2 separate regions of the Homo sapiens genome follow, and region 2 is linked to region 1. The links are chromatin loops, found by intact Hi-C in ENCODE. Cell type or tissue: heart right ventricle. All regions are shown on one strand. Links, peaks and the distances in the headings refer to the core of each region. The heading gives the core; the rest is flanking DNA. Region 1 overlaps CDK14 (cyclin dependent kinase 14). Region 2 holds the start of LOC124901697 (a long non-coding RNA gene).

What was found. Hi-C counts contacts between places; a loop is a spot of excess contacts. Peaks named below come from ENCODE experiments on the same cell type or tissue, not always from the same donor. Only the 100,000 strongest peaks of a DNase experiment are listed, where the experiment ranks them.
Region 2: it touches region 1 in a loop (2.5-fold over the local background); 69 of 110 quality-filtered maps call a loop at or near these places.

Annotation. Positions count from the first base shown.
Region 1 is chr7:91,083,260-91,094,962 of GRCh38, forward strand. All of the region lies in intron 12 of CDK14 (cyclin dependent kinase 14), which reads left to right. Among named protein-coding and RNA genes, the nearest start is that of FZD1, 180 kb to the right of the region's middle. In heart right ventricle, for the core only: a CTCF peak has its summit at 6,279 (motif pointing right); no DNase peak of the experiment used is centred there; H3K4me3 peaks cover 490 bases; H3K27ac peaks cover 1,555 bases.
Region 2 is chr7:91,630,723-91,642,425 of GRCh38, forward strand. It overlaps LOC124901697 (a long non-coding RNA gene), which reads right to left and starts at 4,642. Exons shown (of 2, transcript XR_007060430.1): 1 at 1,838-4,642. In heart right ventricle, for the core only: a CTCF peak has its summit at 5,606; no DNase peak of the experiment used is centred there.

The sequences.
Region 1 (11,703 bases), core at 4,023-9,022:
GATGGATAAACTCTAAAGCAGACACTAAAGCAGACCTTTTGGAATTCCAGTCTTATAACTCAAAGGGTGAGCTGCAGCTGTCCACTGCCCAGCTCTATGGATTTGAGTTCAGCATTAGAACACTGCATGAGGTGTAGTTCTTCACCACATGCCATACCCTTGAAAATGTACTGTTTTCAATATGCAGACAGTCCAATCCAAGCAGGTCTCTTGTCCTGACCCTGCACTGCCATACATAGTATTGTTTGGAGGCCCCCAAAGGCTCACCTGCTTGCTTGGAAGTTGCAGTTCATAGCAATTTCTGGAGACATTTGTTTTCATAAGAATGAATCATTAGTTCAGTTACTAAAAGCATTATGTGGATATGATGTTTATCAAAACCCCCTAAACCCCTTGCCATCTAATAGAAAGCAGCTCTTCTAGGAAATTGCAGATAGGATTCTTGAAAGGAAAAAGAGGAGGACCTAAAATAGGAGATGCTTTCCAGGCCCTGGTGGGAGTCCTAGAGAGCCTTGGAAAAGACAATAAAGATCTGTCCAAAGATTCAGGTTGCAAGCAGGTGCCAGGAGGACAAAGAGAAAACTATCTGAGTGGAAGATGGTAAATTTGCCAAAGGCCTAGCCCTGATCACTAGCAGTGGCAACAGCATAAATGTGAAAGCATATGAAACGGACATAGTCAAAGGCCTGACATGCAACTCATCTCCACAGATATAGTTGTGATGGAACTAACAGTTAGCCTTTTGCAATGTACATTGTCACATCCCCACATATGCTTATGGCAGTCTTTTGAGGTAGGGCAGATATTATCATCTTGATTGTATAGCCTAAAATTAAAAACAGGCTTATGAGATCAAATGATCAGCACAATTGAAAATAACAACTAGGAATATATGTACTCCAGTGAATCTTATGAAGGGAATATTATCCATTTTAAAACCCCATATTCATGGGAGCTTATCAATATCTAATTTTATTTTGTTCTCGCCGCAGCCATGGGTGGGGATATCTCTTCTGGGACCTGATGTCATTCCCCATCTAGATTTCATGCAGCCAGGAGAGCTGGGACAGAACAGAAGCCTGACTTCCTCTGTCCTGGGGAAAACAGTGTTTGCAGCTGGCTGACTGCCCACACCACCAACTTGGGCCTCTCCTGCCCACTGCTGGGTAATGCACCATGGGAAAAAGGCTGGCTTTGTGACAGTCTAAGTGCCAGAGATGACAGGCCTGCCTGCTACCCACTCACACCCTACCAGTGAGGTTTGTCACCTCTTCCACACAGCTCCCACTGCCCCCAAGAGGTTAAGCCCTGTCATTTTGTGTCATTGCCAGATTTCTTATCCATGTCTCTTTTTTTGTAGCAAAGAATTCAGTGTCATTAATAACCCCTGGTGATGGCCAAGGGCAGGCCCCATGCTATTTGTTATCTGTTGGACACGCGTTTTTTGATCCCCTTCTGATAGACAGAAAATACCCATCTTCTCTCTTACTAATTGGCAGTATGTGCCAGGCTTGGGAGTTGGCAACAGCCATTGCTTTTCATCCTTTCAGATTACGTGTTGGACTCCTCATCCAAAAGTGCACGCTTACGATGCGGCTAATACCTTCCTCCTGCCATCCAGCTCATTAAGGAATAAAACCCAACCCTACTTCTGAAGTGGCACAGAGCTTCTAGAGGCAGCTGGGCTGCTCATTTCCCTGAAAGGAGGAGATGGAATTAGGCTTTCTCGAAGTCTTCTCCAAACAGATTCTAGAAGCATAAACTGTAGGAGTTCCTCTGTTCTCCCAAATATGCCATGGGTGTTTGTATTCTGCGACTGCCATAACAAATTACCACACATTTATTGGTGTAGAATAGTACAAACATGTTACCTTACAGTACTGTCAGGCAGAAGTCTGGAAGAGCTGAGCTGATTTCTTTTCTCTGGGTCTCACAAGGCCAAAATCAAGATGTTGACCAACTTGGGGTTTTATCTAGAGGCTTTCGGGGAGAATTTACTCCCATGCTCATGCAGGTTGTTGGCAGAATTCAGTTCCTTGGGGGGTATGGCTGAGGTCTCACTTCCTTGCTCGCTGTCTCCACCCGCTCAACGCCTCCTGCATGCTTCATCACATAGCCACCTTCTCCATCAAACAAGCTTCTGATCTCTCTGACTTCCTGTCTGCCCCATTTCCTCTGCCTCCAGCAGGAGAAAGTTCTCTGCTTCTGAAGGTTCATGTAATTAGATTGGGCCCACCTGGTTAATCCAGGTTACTCTCTCTGTACAGTCCCTTTTGCTGTGAAAAGTTACCTGTTCACCAGCTTCAGGGGTTAACAGGTGGACATCTTTGGGGGCCATTTTGCTTATCAGAAGTGGGTACTAGAGTTTCCCATTCAATCCGGAGTCATGGAGTGAAGCAGAGCACAGGGGAGCAAATCCAGTCCTAGCCAGGTCAGACACCGTCTATTTTGCCTGGTCTCTGACCCATCAGGTAACAGGCATAGGCTTCTGACTTCAAGTTGCCTGGTTCACAACTGGTATCTTTAAAATTATGTATAAGGAAGAAATCAGTTTTTATCTCTAGCACAGAGGAAAAAGAGATTATGCTCAAGAAGGCCGCTGGCCTCTGAGGTAACTGAAAGTTTGGCCCGACATTTCTAGGTCTGTGCTGACAAATGCAGTAGCCATTAGGCCTCTGTGGTTCCAGGGCACTTAAAATGTGACTACTGTGATTTAGGAACTGAATTTTTTTACTATATTTAAATGTAATTAACAAGAGTTAAGGGCCACATGTGGTTGGTTGCTGCCATATTGGGTGACACAATTCTAGATCATTTAAATGCTCGTCAGTGTAATACAAATGTGGATGTCTGCTGCTTTGGAAACACTACACTAAAGAGTCATTGCATTTTGCACTCAAGTGTCCAGAGATCTTGCTTTTTATTTTTGCTTCTCACCCCTATCTTTTATTTGTAAACACCCTGAGTATAATAGCTCTGGAGTACCCAATAAGCATAATAAATCTGCAGGGGGAATAGTGGAAATATCAAAGAACATCAAGCAGACATTCCTTTCCCTGCCTCCTCCCCTCCAGAAGCCACGCTGTTCCCTCCTGAGGGGCGCAGCCTGTTGCAAGTGTCTCTATTCCTTTCTCCTTCTTGTGTTGTCTCTCTCTCTTTTCTGTTGGGAACTGTTAGGGGTTAGACACACAGCTCTCTACCCTTTTTGAACTCCCTTAAGAATTCACCTCTCTGCTGTTGTTCCCGATCTCCTTGATCTCCCCTAACTCTACTCAGAAAACACCGTAAAGGCTCAGCTTCCTGTTCATCACATATGAGATGCTATTGAGAGGGGCTCCATTTTCTAAATAAGCCTTCCAAATAAAGAGCTGATCCAGGTCTTCCTCACTGGGCCCCTGTGGGTGTGTGTGTGTGTGTGTGTGTGTATATATCTTAATTCTTAAGTTTTAGGACATTGAAAACTACCACATTTTACAAAGTGAAGCATGAACAGAAATGCAGTCATTTTTACCTCTCCTTATGTAAAAGAAACACATGATATGTGATACCTTTCCTCAAATTTATTGATATCATTTTCATTTGATTAAGAAAATATTTACAAATTTAGTGAATGTTCAGCCTCAAAATAAAGATGAATATAAGAAGTCACTGGAGAAAAACACTATTCGCTTTTAGCGTTTTTGTTTTGTTTTTTTGCAGCTTTATTGCCCAGGCTGCAGTGGCATGATCATGGCTCACTACAGCCTTGACCTCCAGGGCTCAAGCAATCCTCCCACCTCAGCCTCCCAAGTAGCTGGGACTATAAGTACCTACCACCATCCCTAGCTAAGAAAGAGATGATTTTAACAACAATGTCATCCCTAGTATCCACTGTTACCCATTCCACCTTCTACTTATTTGATTTTCATGAAACAATATATCCCTCTCTTCATTTGGGGAGACTTTATAATACTGGGGCTCAATTTCTATTCATTGTGAGGATAGAGCTCCTAGAGTATTCTTATTAACACCTGCATCTAACATGTTGTGTACATAGTGGTCTTACTGACCTAAGAATATACCATCAATAAATAGTATTGACATAGCAAAGAAAAAAACAGAAGAGAGGAAGGAAGGTTGCACAAGCTAATTATTGACACAAATAGCAATTAAATGCTTGGAGCCAGCATCATCTTTGGTAGCATAGGAACCAGGTTCATCCCTAGTTCCACTACTGAGCTGTGTAATATTCAGGAAGCTCATTAACCTCTCTGAGCCTCAGCTTTTCAATTTGTATAACCTCTTGGCAGGATTATTGTTTAATCTTTAAGTAAGGTAAGGGTATAAATTACTGGGTACCTTACTAGACACAGTCCTTTGGCAAATATTAGTTTACCTCCCTTCTCTTTTTCAGTGCTCCCTGTCCTACCTCCCAGTGAGAGCGTTTCATTCAGCTCCGAATAAGCAATTACTCTTGAACATGGATACCACTCCTACATAGAGTCCCCAGACATCTTCTGGAATATTCTTTTTACCTTCTTAGGGGCACATGCTGAACTGCTTGGTCACCAAAACTTTTTTTTTTTAATGCTTGTTGTGTAAAAACAAGATTTCCCCTTCCTCAACAGTTTCTTCCTAAGAGTGGTGTGTTAACAAATAGCGTTGTACATAATTAATGCAATACTGTGATTTGTTCTTAGTCTTGAAACACATTTTATTAGACAGTTTTCCAAATTAGATTGAAAGAAACCCATAGACAGGTCACTGTTACCAAGTTCAAATGTCTATTGGACCTTTTCTTGTAATATAACCTGTACACAAACTGATGGATAACCCTAAGCCAGATGTGTGGGATCTGGGCATCCATTTGGCCCAGTCATTTCAGAGGTGAGACTAAAAGTAATTATCCTTGCTGTTTACAGCATTTAAAGGGGGAAGGTAGATGAATTATCTCTCAAAACACAATGAATAAAGGCTGGGAGCATGGCCATGCCATATCTGTTGTGGTGAGGAAAATGGGAAGGGGATTCTGAAAGTAACTGGCCTTTTTCTTTTAGACACTGAGCCACATCCATACCCTAAGGCACAGATCCCATGTTAAACGGTTATTTCCATCATGGCAGTGACATTTACTTTAACAACAGATTTCATTATGTCTTTAACAACAACAAAAATGCACTGAAAAGCCTGAAACACACACATACACAACTCCCAACACAATTATTTTTCTGTCTTCTCTGAAAGAATATTTTAAAATCATTTCAACATCTTTGGGATTTCAGAAAAATCTAGTATTGGTTTACAATGGAAGTCTCATAGAGTTTATATATATGTGTGTGTGTGTGTGTGTGTGTGGTTATTATTACTCAGACTATAAATGAGACAAATGAATAGAAATATTAAAGGGATCAATATTCTGGCCCTCATTATATTGTTATACAGCATATCTTTGTGTATCTCTATGTGAATTCTCTGCTAGTCCTCAGCTGTATTTAATCCCTCAAGACTTGATATACAAACATAATGCCAAATAGAGAACTTCCCTTAAATTATTCAAATCTCCCCATAAGTGATTTCCCACTCTTCCTGCAATAGAAAACATTTGATCATAAATTCAATTAAATCAGCCATCATCTTTGTGATGTTTGTCCAGCTAAATCCTTTAGTGACTAAACCAATAAACATACCAGCTGTGAGTGTGCATGTGTGTGTGTGAGTGTGTGTTTATGGCACAACTATTGCAAAAGAATCGATTTGAAGTAAAGATGAAGGGTAGTTCTCATTTCTTAGGCCAGATTTTAACTACTTCACTGAAGCCAGGGCTTAAAAGATTAAACTTTTAGGGATAAAATCATGTGTACTTCTTTAAATGCTTTGGCTTTTATTTGCTAATTTAGAACTGAGTTTTAATAAGTTTTAGATCAAAACTGATGTACTTTGGAGATGTTAGGAAAAGGCATCAAACCACGTCAACCATTCTTCCTTCTCTTTCTTCCCCAGCCTCTCCTCCCTAGTTAAAACAAAGAAAAAATGACTGTCGACATACTTTTAAGTTTCTCAGGGAAAACGGCATGATAGGACTATATTACTGTTTATAATTTCTTATATGTCTGTCGGCTGAAGAGGTAAAGTTTATCAGAGGCTTATAAATGTTGATTGCTTCTCATCTTGATTCTAAAGCCTTTTAGACACGCAGATATACCCAACCTCCTCCCCTCTTTTTCATCTTACCTTTACTAATGATCCTATTTGGATATAACTGAACCCTATTTATGCATCTTCACATATGTGTATATCCATGTGGCCTGTAGAGGGCAGCATGCTCTGAGGGGAAAAAAAAAAAAAAACAGGCAACTGTTTATCTCCGTAAAATATGAGATACGCAGCTATATATATATTTTCCGATAGCAAAACAAGTAAAATGTCTCTGTTAGAGAAGCCAGAGCTGCCCCATGCTTTGTCTGTCCCTCTCTGCCACGTTAGGTGTCTGTTTGGATGATGAATATTTTTTATGAATTGGCTCAGCCTACCTTGGAGGCTACTTAGGGATTACACCAGGCTCCATGCCTTTGCCACCAAATGGGACTAAGCACATCATTATATTTATAAAGATAAATACAAATGGAATTTTTTTCATTTGGCTCTCATTTCTTGTCACCCTTTACTGAAGTGTAGAATTTGAGTCAAGCTGTACCTATAGTTCTAATTTTATTTGGTAGTCAAGTGGGACTTTACCTTCCTATCTTAGAATTCTGCTGTCTCACATCCTTTGCTTTTAGCTTGTGACTGCCAAAAAATTCTAGTGCCTTTTATTTTTCCCAAGAAAATGAAAAACATTTCCACAGGGACATTTTCTGTTCAGAGTAGACGTTGGGCTTAAAGCTGGGCTCCTTCCTTTGCCTGCCTCACACTTCTTTGGGGTGAGTCCCTGATCAGGACCCCTTCTCTGTTGCCACATTCATTGATTTTCTCAATCCAGTCTCTACCGTTCATCTAAAGAGGCAAATCCTCCCATTGTGTGAACTACACTATTCCTTTATGAGAATGTAGAAATTTCTAGAAGCTGCGTTACATATTTTAAGGATATAGAGCAGTACTGTCCAATAGATCTTTATGCATTGACAAGAATGTTCGCTATCTTCACTTTCCAGTATGGTAACCACTAGCCACGTGTGGCTATTGAGTAATTTAAAATGTGGCTAGTGCAATTGAGGAACTGAATTTTTAATTTCATTTAATTTTTATTAGTTTAAATTTAAATAACCACATGTGGCTAGAGACTACCAAATTGCGTGGTGCAAGATAGAACATAACTTCTGATCAGCTTGAAGCAAGTGTTTTACCATAATGTGTTGTGAGGTGAATTAGGATTTTCAGCTAAAAACCTCCTGCCCAAGTTTTTATTTTTGCACTTATTTCTTTATTATATAGCTATAGGCTTAAATCCAAATCCTATGACTCTGCCCCAGGATTTGCTTTCTCTCAGAACATCCGAGAGATTTTCCATTTTCAAATTCTTCGATTTTGTTGAATATTGAATGTCTCTCTCTTGGGTATCCAGAATGGAGTTTCAAAGCATGGCATTTCGGCAGCACTGATTCTGTAGGCGCTGGCCATTTCACAGTCTAAGCTCTGTCACTCGTCACCTGTTTGTATCTAGTGTTCCTAAATATAGAAACACAACTTAGTAAATGTGCTAAAATGTGTCGGGCTACATAGAAGCTTGACACCCAGCTCATTAACTAAGTTGGTTTTGTTTGTGTGTGTGTGTGTGTGTGTGTGTATGAGCAGCTGTTTACATTGACTACAAATAAAGCGTAGGTTTGTATCATCCTTTTTGAAATGACCTCAATATTATTTTGAAAATGTTCTTGTCGCCAGGTGTGGTGGCTTAAGCCTGTAATCCCAGCACTTTGAGAGGCCAAGGTGGACAGATCACTTGAGTCCAGGAGTTTGGGATGAGACTAGGTGACATGACAAGACCCTATCTGTAAAAAATTTATCTGTAAAAAAAATATTTTATTTATTTATTTATATAAATATATATGTATATATTTTTATATATACATATATAATTTATGTATACACATATGTGTATACATATATGTGTATATAAATTATATATACATATATACATATATAATTTATATACACATATGTATATAAATTGTATATACATATATACATATATAATTTATATACACATATGTATATAATTTATATATAATATATATACATATATGTATATGTAGTTTATATATTTTATATATATATATATAAATTAGCCAGGCATGGTGGCATATGCCTGTAGTCCCAGCTACTTGGGAGGCTGAGGCAGGGGGATCATTTGAGCCTGGAATGCAGAGGTTGCAGTGAGCCAAGATCATACCATTGCACTCTAGCCTGGGCGACAGAGCAAAACCCTGTCAAAGAAAAAGAGAAAGGGAGAAGGAAGGAAGGAAGGAAGGAGGGAGGGAAGGAAAGAAGGAAGGAAGGAAGGAAGGAAGGAAGGAAGGAAGGAAGGAAGTAAGTTATTTTAAGCTCCCAAGTAATCAGATGAGTTTTTTTTTCTCTCTTTCATTTCTTTAAATACTTCCATATCTTTACATATGATCTGCAAATGCCTGTCTTCAGTTTCCTACATTATGCCGATATTGTTAGTTTTAAGACATCAGTAGACTGGTTTTTTTTGCCACCAGCTTCTGATTCATGTTAGAGATATACCCGAAAACCTGCATGTACCTGGAAGTTATAAGTAGTTGGACCCCAGATGATACTCAATGTGCAGCGTTTTAATCCTATTTATTTGTCTTTCTTTTATTTCAGTTATAAAGGTGAAAATGCTGATCAAAAAGATAAAAAGCTCTAGCAATCATGCCAATTTGGGTTTTCTTAAAGCCACAGATATGAAATGTCACCTTTCCATTATAAATCATTTTATATAAACAGCCAGATGTAGAGTTAAAGTCAGGAATAAAGGACTGTGAAACAAAGGTTGTGCTCAGTTCCAGTAAAAGATAGCCTCAGCCTATTTTATGCTCACCATCAAACCACACTTTGGAGCATCTGTGCCCCCAGATCTACAACCTCCTCCACATGAGAGAGGAATGTAGGGTCTGCTGGGAGTCATACTATAAGAATAATTTGACCAGCCTCTTGGAAAAACCTAGGCATCCTCTTACCACAGGGCATGACAGAGAGAAATAGAGGCCATGAAGCTTTTAGCAGTGTTTTTTAGTAATGAACTTTAAGACTGGGCTCCCATGCACAAAGCAAGTTCCCTGCCATTGTAAGATTGGTAGCCTTTCCGTTGATGAACATGCGAATTATCGCAGAAAAATCGTTTCACTAAAGTTTCTACAATGTAGCAACTGTTTCTGTGTTGGGAACAGCCAATTGCAAACTCCAGAAGTACTTTAGGCTGTTTGATAATAGCATTTCAGTCAAATGCAGATTCAGATAAGCATAGAGAGAGAAAATGAAAAGTCAAAGGCAAGGACTTGCAACTAGAAGGAGAACACGAGGTACCACTACTTAACTCTTCCTCATAACATAGAGTTGAAATACATCCTGCAGATTTGTTGTTAAAAGTCACTCCTTAAATTACACATTCACATTCTAATGTAGAAGGAAACGATCTTTTTGAAAGAATATCCGTTGAAAGAAATACATGAATTTTTGTTCTAATTATTTGAAAATCCCTCCTCCAATGTTTTCATATTTATTGCATACATCACAGAGTAAATAAATTATTTGCCAGGACTTGAACTGCAGAACAAAAATGACAAACAAAAATTTTATGCATACTAACTTTAGCACCTGCCATGTAAGACTTTGCAGTATTTTCTCCCTAAACACACATCACAGTTACTCAGAATTCTAGCAGATTTCAGTTTGATACTCTGCAGCTCTGAGGACTGGTTCAGATGTGTGCGTGTCACTCTATTTGGAAGTATTCGAGCATAAGGATTGGGAACGGGAAAAGAAGAATGAGGATGACCAAGTAGAAAGCATGCTTTTGCACTGTTGCGTTGATCAATCTGGACCTGAGGCCAGCATCCTGGTGCCTACTAGGCAGGAGGAAATCAAGATGTATAAAACTAAGGTAGGCCAGAGAAACAGGAACCAATCATGGTGGACCATAAAATGAGGAAGTCATTGGACATTTAGAAAAAGGACAAACAGAGTGGGCCTGAAGGGGAGATTGGCAAAGAGAGTAGTATACTTTAGTGTGTAACACAGCAAAACACAGTTACAAAATCTTCTTAAAATTTGGAGACAGATTCTGAAGCATATCTATCAAGAGAATGTTTCTATCTCAAGGTACTTAAAAGAATATTGAAAATATTTGTTCTTAAGGTACCTCACCATTATCTTATTTTAGCAAGCATTTAAAAACAGAACTACCATTTGACTCAGCAATTCCATTACTGTTTATATATCAAAAAAGAAAATAAATCATATTACCAAAATGGCATATGCACTCACATGTTCATCGTAGCACTGTTCACAATAGCAAATACATGGAATCAACCTAGGTGCCCATCAGTGTTGAACTGGATAAAGAAAATGTGGCACATATACATCATGGAATACTGTGCAGCCATAAAAAGAATGAAATCACATCCTTTGCAGCAACATGGATGCAGCTGGAGGCCATTAATGTTAAGTATATTAACATAGGAACAGAAAACCAAATATTGAATGTTCTCGCTTGTAACTGGGAGCTAAACATTGAGTATTCATGGACACAAAGATGGCAGCAATAGACACTGGGGACTATTGGGAGGAGGGGGAGGGGTAAAAGGGTTGAACAAGCACCTGTTGGTTACTATGCTAACTACCTGGGTAATGGGATCATTCGTACTCCAAACCTCAGCAACATGCAATTTACCCATGTAACAAACCTGCACGTGTACCCCCTGCACCTAAAATAAATTTACAAAAAAGGAAAAATAAATAAAAATTATGAGACCTTTTTCATATGAGTTCACTCATGATCTCAATCCTCTTTACTTCATGTTTTTTCCCATTAATTTTAAATTCTTCAATGAGGTTTCTCCTACCAAAATATTTTCAGGGATGTACTCTAATTTGGGAAAGAATATTGCAGTCCTAAGGGACTCTTTTAAGTCCATTTAGTAAGGTCAGTTTAATTTTTTACAAGTGTAGCGGTGGGGGAGAAGTGGTAATAGTGCAGTATGAAGTATCACTGGCTACACTTGTTCACGGCACACGTCTGTGCCTCACAGCATGCCAGAATGCTTTGTCTGTATCATCTCATTTAATCCCGAAAACAACTCTCAAATTGTTTTCCTGGTAGGAGCATCTAAGTTTATTTTACAAATTTTATTTTCCTGTCTTCAGTTATTTTGTAGTCTCAAGAGCAGATCTAGGAAGTACCTGTCTCATTTGCCATTTTTATACCAAACAGGGCTGAGACTAGAGTGAGGCATGTAAGGTGCTCATCTTGGGTTCAGAATTTAGGTGGTGTGAAGAAAAATCTCAGCGATCAAGATAAATAACACTTTAATGCAATATTTCAAAAACTCGAAAGATAGCTTCAGTACCTTGTATGCTCTCCATCAGACTACCCTTCATTAGCACCCAACCCCACATCCACAACCCACTTCTTCATAAACACCAATACTGGTGAGGTTATAGAAAAATGAGCCCATTCATTTACTGCGGATGTCCCTGTAAACTGGTAAATGTGAAAAACAA
Region 2 (11,703 bases), core at 3,628-8,627, 550 kb after region 1:
TCTTGAGAAACTCTCCAGCAGAGCTTGTCTCCAAGCCATGTCCATACAATTGGCTCTGTGTATAGTACATTTTTACCACTCACAATAGAAGGTATTGTTCTTTATAGCTAGTGAAATTAATTATTTGAGCACCCCAGGATGTACAACATGAAAGAACAGCTATATAGATTTTCAGGGTAGTATATAATATGCCATGGTGAATTATTGACTCTAATGAGAACATCTTTAAAAGGCTGAACTCTCAAGGGTGCTGGCTGAAGGATTGGGAGGAGGGGCTCATACATCAAATCAATAATTAGGAAGACAGAAGGAAGAGAGACAGATTGGGCAAGAGATTTCTGAAAATTGAACACTTGTCATCTGTGTAGCTCCCTTGCTGATGATTCATTAAATGAAGATTAACTTCAGTAACTTATTGACCAACATGCCAATAATTCCTGACCTCTATTGCTTGCAATGCATGAAATAGGCAGGTCTAGATACATTGCCAAAGGAGTTGACTAAGTGTGAGATGATTTAGAGAAATTCATGAGCATATTTACATAGTATGTTAGTTATGTGGGTTTCTCATTTATATTTACCAGTTGTAACTGAATGTGAACATTTACCATGTTGAATATTGTGTTACATTGATAGGAGATATAAAAGAAGCAAATAGCATTCTTAAAGGAGTTTATAGTTTATCTAGAGATGCTAAATATGCAAATATGTTGTTACACAAGATAATTTACTCATGTTTCCAAAAAGACCACTGTGATTATTTACAACATGGAGTTATGTCCTTTACTTCATCTCTGGCTCTGACTCATGATCACATCTTACCTAAGTAAACTTTCTTAAAAAACAGATTGTTTCGCCTGTAATCCCAGCACTTTGGGAGGCCGAGGCGGGCGGATCACGAGGTCAGGAGATCGAGACCATCCTGGCTAACACGGTGAAACCCCGTCTCTACTAAAAATACAAAAAATTAGCCGGGCGAGGTGGCGGGCGCCTGTAGTCCCAGCTACTCGGGAGGCTGAGGCAGAAGAATGGCGTGAACCCCAGGGGGCGGAGCCTGCAGTGAGCCGAGATTGCGCCACTGCACTCCAGCCTGGGCGACAGCGAGACTCTGTCTCAAAAAAAAAAAAAAAAAAAAAAACAGATTGTTTCAGCTCTTGCCATACATTCTGGCAAAGGACAAAGAGTATAAGTTTCATGAAACATGACTAAAATAAGGAAAAGTGTAATTATGGACTGCAATGAAATTGTCAGAAGTACTCCTGGTCTCCTGGGATCACTTATGTGTATTATATTAAAGGCTCTTCTGACTGCATGAGCCAAATGTGGTAGAATAATGTTTCAGGACACCTCGCAAAGAGATCCATTCATTTAAGGTCCTGGAACATAGGAACTTATAATATTCAGCTCCTAATACTACGAGAGAAATAAACCTATATATGTTTTGCACTACTCAGAAAACTTTTAAGGATAACTAGCATTTTCAAATCTTAGGGAAATAAGGAAGAAGATGTTATGAAGTCCTTCATTCTGCAGTTTTTACAGCAGTGCTGTGAGGGTTGGGGATGGGTCTCCAAATGTTCAGGACTTGCTGGTTTCCCTCCCACTGCAACCTCCCTTTCATCTGCCCATGAAGGAGCTTGGTTCAGCTCTACCCAGCCTACCCACAGCTCTCACTAAGGACAGGAAGCATATAAAGAATCCACTCCCATTAACACTTCCTCAGACGAGATTAGCATCAGTATCAAGGTCTGTGTTGCTCCTAGGCCTGTGTTGCTTCTATCCATTGCCAAGGCTTCTAGAACCTGAGTTGTGCTTCCTTTGACCCACTTTCTAGTACCTTCATGACTGGGTCTTCTAGCCCAATCACTGAATCCCTGTTGTCCAGACTCTTGGTCTCTCACTGCTAATGTCCACCTTGACAACCCATTCACTTATTCTGAGCTTAAGTTGCTATTGCAGATGAAGCCCAAATACACATTCACATACACACACAGATGCATACACACACACACACACACACACACCCCACGGTTTTCTCATTCTGGAATTTTATGAGAGAACAATGGTAACTGTGGCAACCCTTGTTATTTCCCTGTGAAGTTTTTTGAGAGATCGATGTTTTGTATTGTTTTTTCATCTAAGAAAACACTGGCCTCAAAAGGCAAAAGTCACCAGCAAGAGAAATGTTCCTAGAAGGCCCTAACATACTCTTTTTTATGACAGTTAGCAAAATATCTTCTGTCACTTCTGGGGCTCTTATTCCCCCTCTGTGCAGCATTCATAGTGTTCAAGTATATTAAGCATTCGCATCATTTGTATGTGGCCCGGCCTCTGTTCTAATCCTATGTATTAGTACAGCTAACTGCAGCTCACTCGGTGCTGCTGTTTGCACAGCTGGACATGTCGGATAGAATGAGTTCATCCCTTCAAAGATGAGCTTAAAGCCGCCATCTAGTAGTGTCTTTCTTTTTAACACCTACCACCAGTCCTCATTGTTCTCACAAGCACAGTGAGTTTTAATGAAGTCATGTCTTTTAGTGTAACGCTGCAGGTGCACAAATGCTGATAAACCTCCTTAACTCGCTGTCAGATCAGCATGTTTATCTGCAAGCTGCAGAATGTATTTAGTTATGAGATATGAAAAGGTCCTTCAGATTTGTTCTCTAGGCCCAAAAGCTAATGACTCACTGGTGAAGCGCTGTATCTCCCCAAAGGTTATAATGACTAGTTGCTGATGGTCTGAAGAAATTCATGGTAGCATCTGGACTGCAAAGTATAGAAATTTCTTTTAAAAACATAAAAAGAGAAATAGTTTCTAAGGGCCCAGGAAATTTTACCAAATACGGAGTAAACAAAATTAAATGTGTGTGTGTGCACACTTGTGTGTTTTTGTGTGTGTGTGTGTGGAGACACAGAGAGAGGGAGAGAGAAATGCCAACATGGTAACATGTAGCCAGCTTTCAGAACATTGCTAAAGGAATTCACTCTTAAAATCTTAATATGCAAATACCCTGAGGATGTTATTAGCATCTTAGTGTAAATTAAATTTAATCACATTGCTTTCTTCACAAGACTAAATGTCTGAGGGAATCAGAGTTTGACCTGGAAATTAGAAGGGAAATGCATGAGGAGAAAATGGGTGGTCAAAGAGGAAAGAGCAGGATTTTCAAGTGCAGAATCCTCCCCAGTAAGACAGGGCTGAGAAGGAAGGTCCTTTTAAAGAGAGAATACCAAGCACTCAGAGAGCTCCAGGCTCCTAAGGAGGAGGAAAGAGGAAAACTAAGGATGTGGGAGAAAGGCTTAAGCTCTAAGTATCAACCCACAGGGCAAGAACAGGGAGAACTCAGGGGAGAGGAGACCCAGTTCTCAAGATAAGCAGGTTTGGTGGAAAGTGCCTTTAATTGATTGACAAATCACTTAACCTCTAAGTATGTTGTCATCTGATACTGGTGCCTACCTGCCTATCTCACCTCATAGCTATTAGTGCAATGTAAGATCATGTCTTATGAGCAACTTACTGGAAAGCGTATTAAAACATAAAGCAAAAACAAAAACAAATATATATAAACCCCCATCGTAATGTGAATTACCATAATGATAACTTCTATTAAGCAGTTAGTAGTTATTGAACACTGACCACTTGCATTGTATACAGTAAACACAATTAAATCCCTTCACTTAAGTTTCTCTGAGTTCAGTGGAGAAGACAGGTGAGTAAATAAATAACCAAAACACAGGATGCCAAATACATACTTAGCATAAAGTACCACAGGGGTAAGGAAGAAGAGAGACCTCCTCTGTCTGGGGAAATGAAGAAAGGCTTCTCCGAGGCAGAGATGGTTGAGCTGAGTCCTGCTTGCTGAGTTTGCCAGAGGAGGCAATGGCAAGTCAGGAAGAGTAGCAGAGGCAGAGGCAGCCAGCATGTGCTGCCAGTCTATGCTGCTCGGCACTGCTTGGCCCAAAGAATAAAAAGCAAGGGAATGCCAAATCTCATCCCTAACTCCCCTGGCCTGATTCCATGCTCACCAAGCCACCTTCTGATGATAATTTGGCTTCCCACTTACATTTGCCTGCAGGGAAAGCACATGCTGGACAAGAAACTGGAGTACCCAGTCCACTCAATGATTACATTTCTCATTGTAAATTAATAAATCAGCATTCTGGCTGATGCCATTTTTAAAGTTCAGACATGAAACTATCACTTATAAGGCAGATGCAAAGGAAATTAGGTGAAAATTCACCAGGAAATCAGCCTTCAGGCTGCCAAGGAGTACAATGACAGAACAGCTGTGCAAACACCACAGGTAACATCCGGAAATGGGCTCCTGACAAAGTCATATTACACAGCATGGCTCTCCCCACATGAAGTGCTCCCTCTCACATTTTTCTCCATTGTTAAATTCCCCTCAAATAGCCCAGCAAAAAGTCAGCATCAAATGTCAGTCATCCCAGACTCCTGGAAACCCAGGTCTGGAGAGAAGGAAATATCTATTTTACTGAATCCTTTACCCTTCCTGTTATGGACTGAATTGTGTCCCCCCAAATTTGTGTGTGGAAGCCCTAATCTCCACTACCTCAGAATGTGACTGTATTTGGAGACAGTGTCTTTAAAAATGTAATTAATATATCAAAGAGAGATCTGCACTTCCATGTTTATTGCAGCACTATTCGCAATAGCCAAGGTTGGAAGCAACCTAAGTGTCCATCAACAGATGAGTGGATAAAGAAAATGTGGTACGTATATACAAAGGAATACTATTCATCCATAAAAACATGAGATCCTGTCATTAGCAACAACGTGGATGGAACTGGAGATCATTATGTTAAGTGAAATAAGCCAGGCACAGAAAGACAAACTTCACATGTTCTCACTTATTTATTGGAGCAAAAATCAAAACAATTGAACTCATGGGGATAGAGAGTAGAAGGATGGTTACCACAGGCTGGGAAGGGTAGTCGGGGAGGAAAGTGGAGACGGTTAATGGGCACAAAAAAATGGTTAATAGTTAAAATAAATGAGGTCTAGTATTTGATAGCACAACAGAGTGACTACAGTCAACAATAATTTATGGTACATTTAAAAATAACTAAAAGAGTATAATTGTGTCATTTGCAACACAAAGAAAGGATGGATGCTTGAGGTGATGGATACGCCATTTTCCCTGATGTGATTATTACACATTGCATGAGATACCAAAATATCTCACATACCCCCAAAATATGTACACCTACTATGTACCCACAATTAAAATTAAAAAAAATTAAAGCCTGTAAGGTAAACATAGTACTCAATAAATATTTGTCGAATAATAAATATTGAACCTAAAAAAACAACAAAAACAAAGAGAACAACATAATTAAGATTACAAGAGGTCATTAGTGTGGGCCTTAGTTGAACATAACTGGTGTCCCCGTGAGAACAGATGGATTAGGACACAGACACACACAGAGGAAAGAAATGTGAGGGCACATTGAAAAGATGGCCATCTACCAGCCAAAGAGAGAGGCCTCAGACGAAATCAACCTTGCCGACACCTTGATCTCAGACTTCTAGCCTCCAGGTCTGTGAGGAAATAAATTGCTGTTGTTTAAGCGCCCCCAGTCTGTGGTACTTTGTTATGGCAGCCCTAGCAAATAAATACACTTCCATTGAGATTCTTTCCTCCAACCATTCCAAACAGAAGATGTCTACCTGGGACCTTTAACAACATGGAAAACTGTCTACCACTGTCATCAAGAATGCATTTTAGTCTATCATGCTTATCTCCACTCCAGTTACTCAGGTGGGTGGCTTTGGAGCCCTATATGTGATAAACGTTGTCTAATCTTGCTAAAGTAACCACAGCCATGGTGTCTGAGGCATAAGCGCTTGAAAGTATAATGCTTTTACAACCTGCACAAAGTCTTTGACACAGACAAGATGAAGGACTCATATAATGAAAGCACAAAAACTTATGATTATCCTAATGTTGTCTTGATATTTTACAAAATTTCTGTAAAAATCAATACCCTGTTGGATAGGTGAGCCAAGGAGAGTCAGACCACTGTCCAGCTAATTCCTGAAGATATAAACCATGGAACAATAACAATTCATTTGAAAAACTCCTAAACCTCTCTTATTTAACAACTTATTTCTGAATGGGTGGAGTCTCTCTGTTACAGACTTACAGTTTCAAGATTTGCTTGCACACATGGGTGAGTTTTTTTTGCAAGCTGTCTCAATGAAAACCGGTTTGAGAAACTGGAAGCCTTTCAGTTTGCAACCGGAACTGGAGTCAAATAAGTTTTACCACTGCTTCACTTGCTTTTTGTTTGTTTGTTTTGTTTTGACCATTTATTATTTTGTGAGAAGCAACACTAACTGAAATATACCACATTTGAGGAGTAAAATTTCTTCTTTTTTTTTTTTTTTTTTTGAGATGGAGTCTCGCTGTTTCGCCCAGGCAGGAGTGCAGTGGCGCTATCTCGGCTCACTGCAAGCTCCGCCTCCTGGGTTCACGCCATTCTCCTGCCTCAGCCTCCCAAGTAGCTGGGACTACAGGTACCCGCCACCGCGCCCAGCTAATTTTTTGTATTTTTAGTAGAGACGGGGTTTCACCGTGTTAGCCAGGATGGTCTCGATCCGTAATGTTCTTAATTCCCAACACTCAAAGTCTGTTGCAATTCAGTCTCCCATTAAAAATGTTCCTGTTCCATCAACAGTTATAAGTCATGTGGATAATATGGACCGTTGAAATGACATGATGGAAATGGCGCTTTACCTATATGGTCTTCCTCAGAAAAACAAGTAACTCCAGTCTAATAATGAGAAAAGTGTGAGACAAATCCTGTGTCACAACGTGAGGGAAATTTGACTAAATGCCTGACCAATAATTCTCAAAGTTGTGAAGGTCATCAAAAACAAGGAGGGTTTGGAAAACTGTCACAGACCGGAGGATACTAAGGAGATAATGGAATTTGAATCAAATCCTGGAATGGAAAAAGAACATTAGATAAAAATGAAGGAAATCTGAATAACATATGAACTTTAGTTCATAATAATTTATCAATACTGATTTACTAATTGTAACAAATATACATGGTCTATTAATTGTAACAAATAGTCATTATGATGTTACCAATAAGGGAAACTGGGTGTGGGGTGTACGGGAAGTCTATGTACTATCTTCACTATTTTTCTGTAAATCTAAAACTGTTCTAAAATAAAAGGTTTATTTTTAAAGCATACCCTGTTTAACTCTTCCCAATGGCCATGGTTGTCTGTAAGCGGCTCTAATACATAGCCAGACAGTCTTCTCCAAGATTCTAATATGTGGCTCCCCTCCTCTTCTGATCCCTCTCCCAGTGCAACTTCTGCACGTATTTCATGTAAGCACTTTATTTTTCAGTAATAAGAGCTTCTTTTAACTCTCAACAGTCATTTGAAGGTTGCTGCTCCCTCCTCTTTAAAACATACTTTAGTGGAGGCTTCATATCATCATCTCATCCACTGCACAGCACATGACTCTTGTCTTGATGTTTTCTCCACTGGGATGTCTACAACTTCAATTCCTGGGGCATCTTTCTCACAGTATAAGCCCCAAGTTTTCATTAAATAAAGCCCTTTGGGGCCAAAACTCAGCTGCTAGAAGCAATAGAGAGACGCCAAGAGGCCCCACACTAAATCAGTGTGAGGGAAATCAATACCAGGAAGAGCTGGGTATAAATGTTTTCAGCCCTTAGCATTCAAGTCCCGCAATGCTAAAAGCATCCAGATGCATGCCACCTGGGATCCAAAGTCCCTAAAGAGTATTCTTTTCCTGTTGAATCACTTGGGGTTCAGGTTATTTTTTGTTGCTTTTATGTGGTTGGTTTTTAATCAAAAAGCAGTGTGTGTTTGCAGAAAAAGCCTCTTGGCCTCAATATTCAACTCACAGTCCAGTTGACTTGCTGTATTCAGAGTCGAACAGACCTTGATCTTCATTTATTATTCAATAAGAAGAATACAATTAGCCTGGAGTTGGTTTTTAGACCCAAACACAAAGAAAGGCCCACATATCCGAGGAGGAATAATTCCACTTCCCCTATAACTGATGTGATGATGGAGCAAGTAGCAGGCAGCAAATCGATATTCCACCATCCTCCTGAACGCCAGGATTAGAGGGAGTCTTTGCCTCTGCTCGGAAAGCAGGGGAAGACAGACCTGCCTTGCAAATATTTACTGAAGGGAGCCCTTTTTACTTTGCAAATCATTGATTTACAAAGTGTATGAGTGCTAAGAGAAAGAAAGCTTATGAAATTCCAATGATTTATGCTTAGCACAGAAGCAAAGCTAATGCTGGGAAGAACTGAGTTTCCAGTTCTGGAAAGAAGAAAGCTTAAGCCTCCAGCAAGCCAGGTAGAATCTATGGAAGCCCTCTAAGAAAAAAAAAAAGTAAAATAAGCTAGGCAGAGAAAGACAAAATCGCTTTTTTCACTCATATGTGGGAGCTTAAAAAGTGCATCTCATGGAGGTTGAGAGTAGAATGATCCATTCCAGAGGCTGGGAAGAGAAGTGGGGAGGAATGATGAAGAGAAGTTGATTAATGTTTACAAAATAGTTTGACAGAAGGAGTATGTTCTTGTATTTGACAGTATAGTAGGAAAATTATGGTTAACAATAATTTATTGTGTATTTCAAAATAGCTAGAAGAGAAAAATTTGTAATGTTCTCAACACAATGAAAAGATCAATGTTTGAGGTGATGGGTATCTCAGTTACCCTGATTTGATCGTGGCACATTGTATACATGCATCAAAATATTATATATATATATTCCAAAATATCTACAACTATGATATATCAATTAAAAATATGAAAAAAGAAAAGAAAACTGATCCCATAGGAGAATTGTTATGATTCACATTTGTATGTGTGTGTATGTGTATGTATATATATATATATATATATATATATATATATATATATATATATACACACATATATACACAAAGACATATATATTCCAGTGACCTTTATGGAAATAAGATGTTTCAATTTATATCAAATAATCATTATTACCAATAAAATTCATAGATACATAAGTGCATCATATGATTAGATCAGTGCACAATAATTTTATGCCCTGAATAACAGCTTCCATTTGTTGTGCCAGGCAGTATGAAAAGGACTTTCACTCACGAGCTCAGTCAAACCTCACAAGAACCCCATGAAGTAGATATCACCATTATTGTCTCCATTTTATGGCTGAAGATACTGCTCCCAGTGGGATCAGAAAAAAGTAAATAATTCCCTTAAGGTCTCACCACTGGTTAGAAAGAGAACTAGGATTTCTTTGTGTTGGGTGTCTCTGGAGCCCAAAGCCACCGTGCTAAGCCTTCTCTGTCTCTCTAACCCATACCTGAATTTCCTTTAATATGTAAGCCCTCCCACCATCTCCAAGCAGCTATTAGGAACACTTCAACTCAAGCATCCCATGCAGCAGGTGCTGCAACAAATTTTTTTCCCACTGGAAGAAAACTGGCAAGAGTAGGGAATACCTACGTGGCCCACAAATTGATGCTACTGTCACCTCCAAATATTGTTGGGAATTCTGCAGAAGTAATTTGTGATTTTATAAAAGCAAAAACAAAAAACAAACTCTCAAAGTTTGGCATGCTTCAGAATCATCAGGAGGGTTTGTCGAAGCCACAGGTTATTAGACCCCATCCCCTAGAGATTCTGTTTCCATACTTTGAGGTAGAGCCCCCAAATCTGCATTTCTAATAAGTTTTCCAGGGATGCTTATGCTGCTAGTCCAGGCCCAGGGTTGGAGGATCGCTGCATTAGACTATCAGATTAGCATAAACATTATTTAGTTTTTCATATAGACCAAGCAAAAGCAAGAGTAAATAAATTCTCAAAACACAAAGATAGCAAGCAATGTCCAGAGTCAGGGCCCGCTTCATGAGCGTGACCACTGCAGTTACACAGTGCCCTGCGCTCAGAAGAGCCCTGCCCTGGGGGTTTAATACTCTGATTTCATCTTTGAATTTGTGTTTTGTAAGTGAAATTCAACAGGACAATGGAGCATGGTTGGTGGGCTTGAAGCCTTGGTGTAGGCCTGCTTCCTACTACCTCTCCACCCCACAAGGATGGTTCTCAGTCCCCACTGTTCCCTGTCTCCTGGTGCCCCAGACAATCTGACTTTACTCTCCGCAAACTTGCCCCACAGCCACTTCCACCACATTCCACTCACCCCCAAAGGGGCCTGGGCACTGATGCAGGAAGGGTCAGGGTTGGGTGCAAGTCTCAATGGCTTCTCTAGGTGGGGTAAGGTATCTATGATCATCCCTAGTCTGGGCTGACAGTGCCACAGTCCATTCTGCTGGCAACTCAAACTTAGGACTATGCCACTCAGAGACAGATGTTGGTGGGAAAGACCTGTCCTTCTTCTAAATTTTAAAATATTCAAGTGGTTGAGTTATAGACTCCTAAAGGAGAAACAATTTGAGTTGAATAACACCTCTAAAATGAAAAGATTCTCCAGACTTTTGCAAATGAGCTTTGAATGAGGTATTTCAGGGACTTTTTCAGCTATTCAAGTGATCACAAAGAAAAGGGACATTTGAAAGTCTTCAATGAAGCTTTTATTGGGAACTTTATACTCTCTCCGTCTTCTCTCCCACCATAGCCAATTCATCTACAAGTGTGCCTAATTGGTTATGTGCATCTTCATGGTTTGAAGACTACTCTAGACTCGTGTTTCTCAAACAATTAAAGTGCATATAAACCACTTGGAAGTGTAGATTCTGATTCAGTAGGCCTGGAGTAGAACCCAGGAATCTGCATTTCTAATAAGCTTCCAGGTGATGGTGATGATGCTGGTCTATTCTAGATCCTTGTCCGCCAAATATGGTCTATGAGCCAGTAGCATCAGCAATCCCTAGAAGTTTGTTAGAAATTTAGAATTTCTGGCCCCAACCCAGACCTACAAAAAAGAATCTGCATTTTAATAAGATATCTGGGAGATTCAAAAGCACACTGAAGTGTGAGAAGCATTACCCTAAGCCTTCTGAATCATCTTTCTCCTCCCATTTCTTCTGCTTTCCAAAGCCACAAGATGGAGATCTGTCACTGAGACTACTGGTGACTGTCCCAAATTTATAATCTGGTAGGTTTTAGGAAAGACACATTCAATGTTGTTTTATTCTTTATCCTGACTCTCCCACCATGTCCCAGGATAGTAGAACTTCTGGCAATGACCTAAGACTCATCTGTAGCTTCCATTTTTATAAAATACTAGCAGGACCAACATTCTCATTATATAGAGGAGGCTCAATCTGGACAGGAGGTATCTACAGGGAATCATAGAGTGCACTTACCCATTGGGCTGTGAATAGTTGCAAGTTATTCATAGGCTGAGAGAATAAGAAAATTCAACAGGAGAGGTCTACAGTTTCTGCAATACAGTATTAAGTGGATATATTTATGCTACTTGCTCTGAGAAGTTGTATGGCAGAGTGGTTAGGAACACACAGAGGCTCCAGAGATAGACTGCCTGGATTCAGATTGTACTCATGTCCTCTACGAGCTGTGTGACCCTGGACCAACTACTTAAACTCCCTGTGCCTGTTTCCTCCTTTAAAACAGATGTGATAACAGCACCTACTTCATAAGGTATTATGAGTATCAAAGCCATAAGATCCTTGGAATCATGGCTTGCATAAAGTAGTAAGCTTTGCA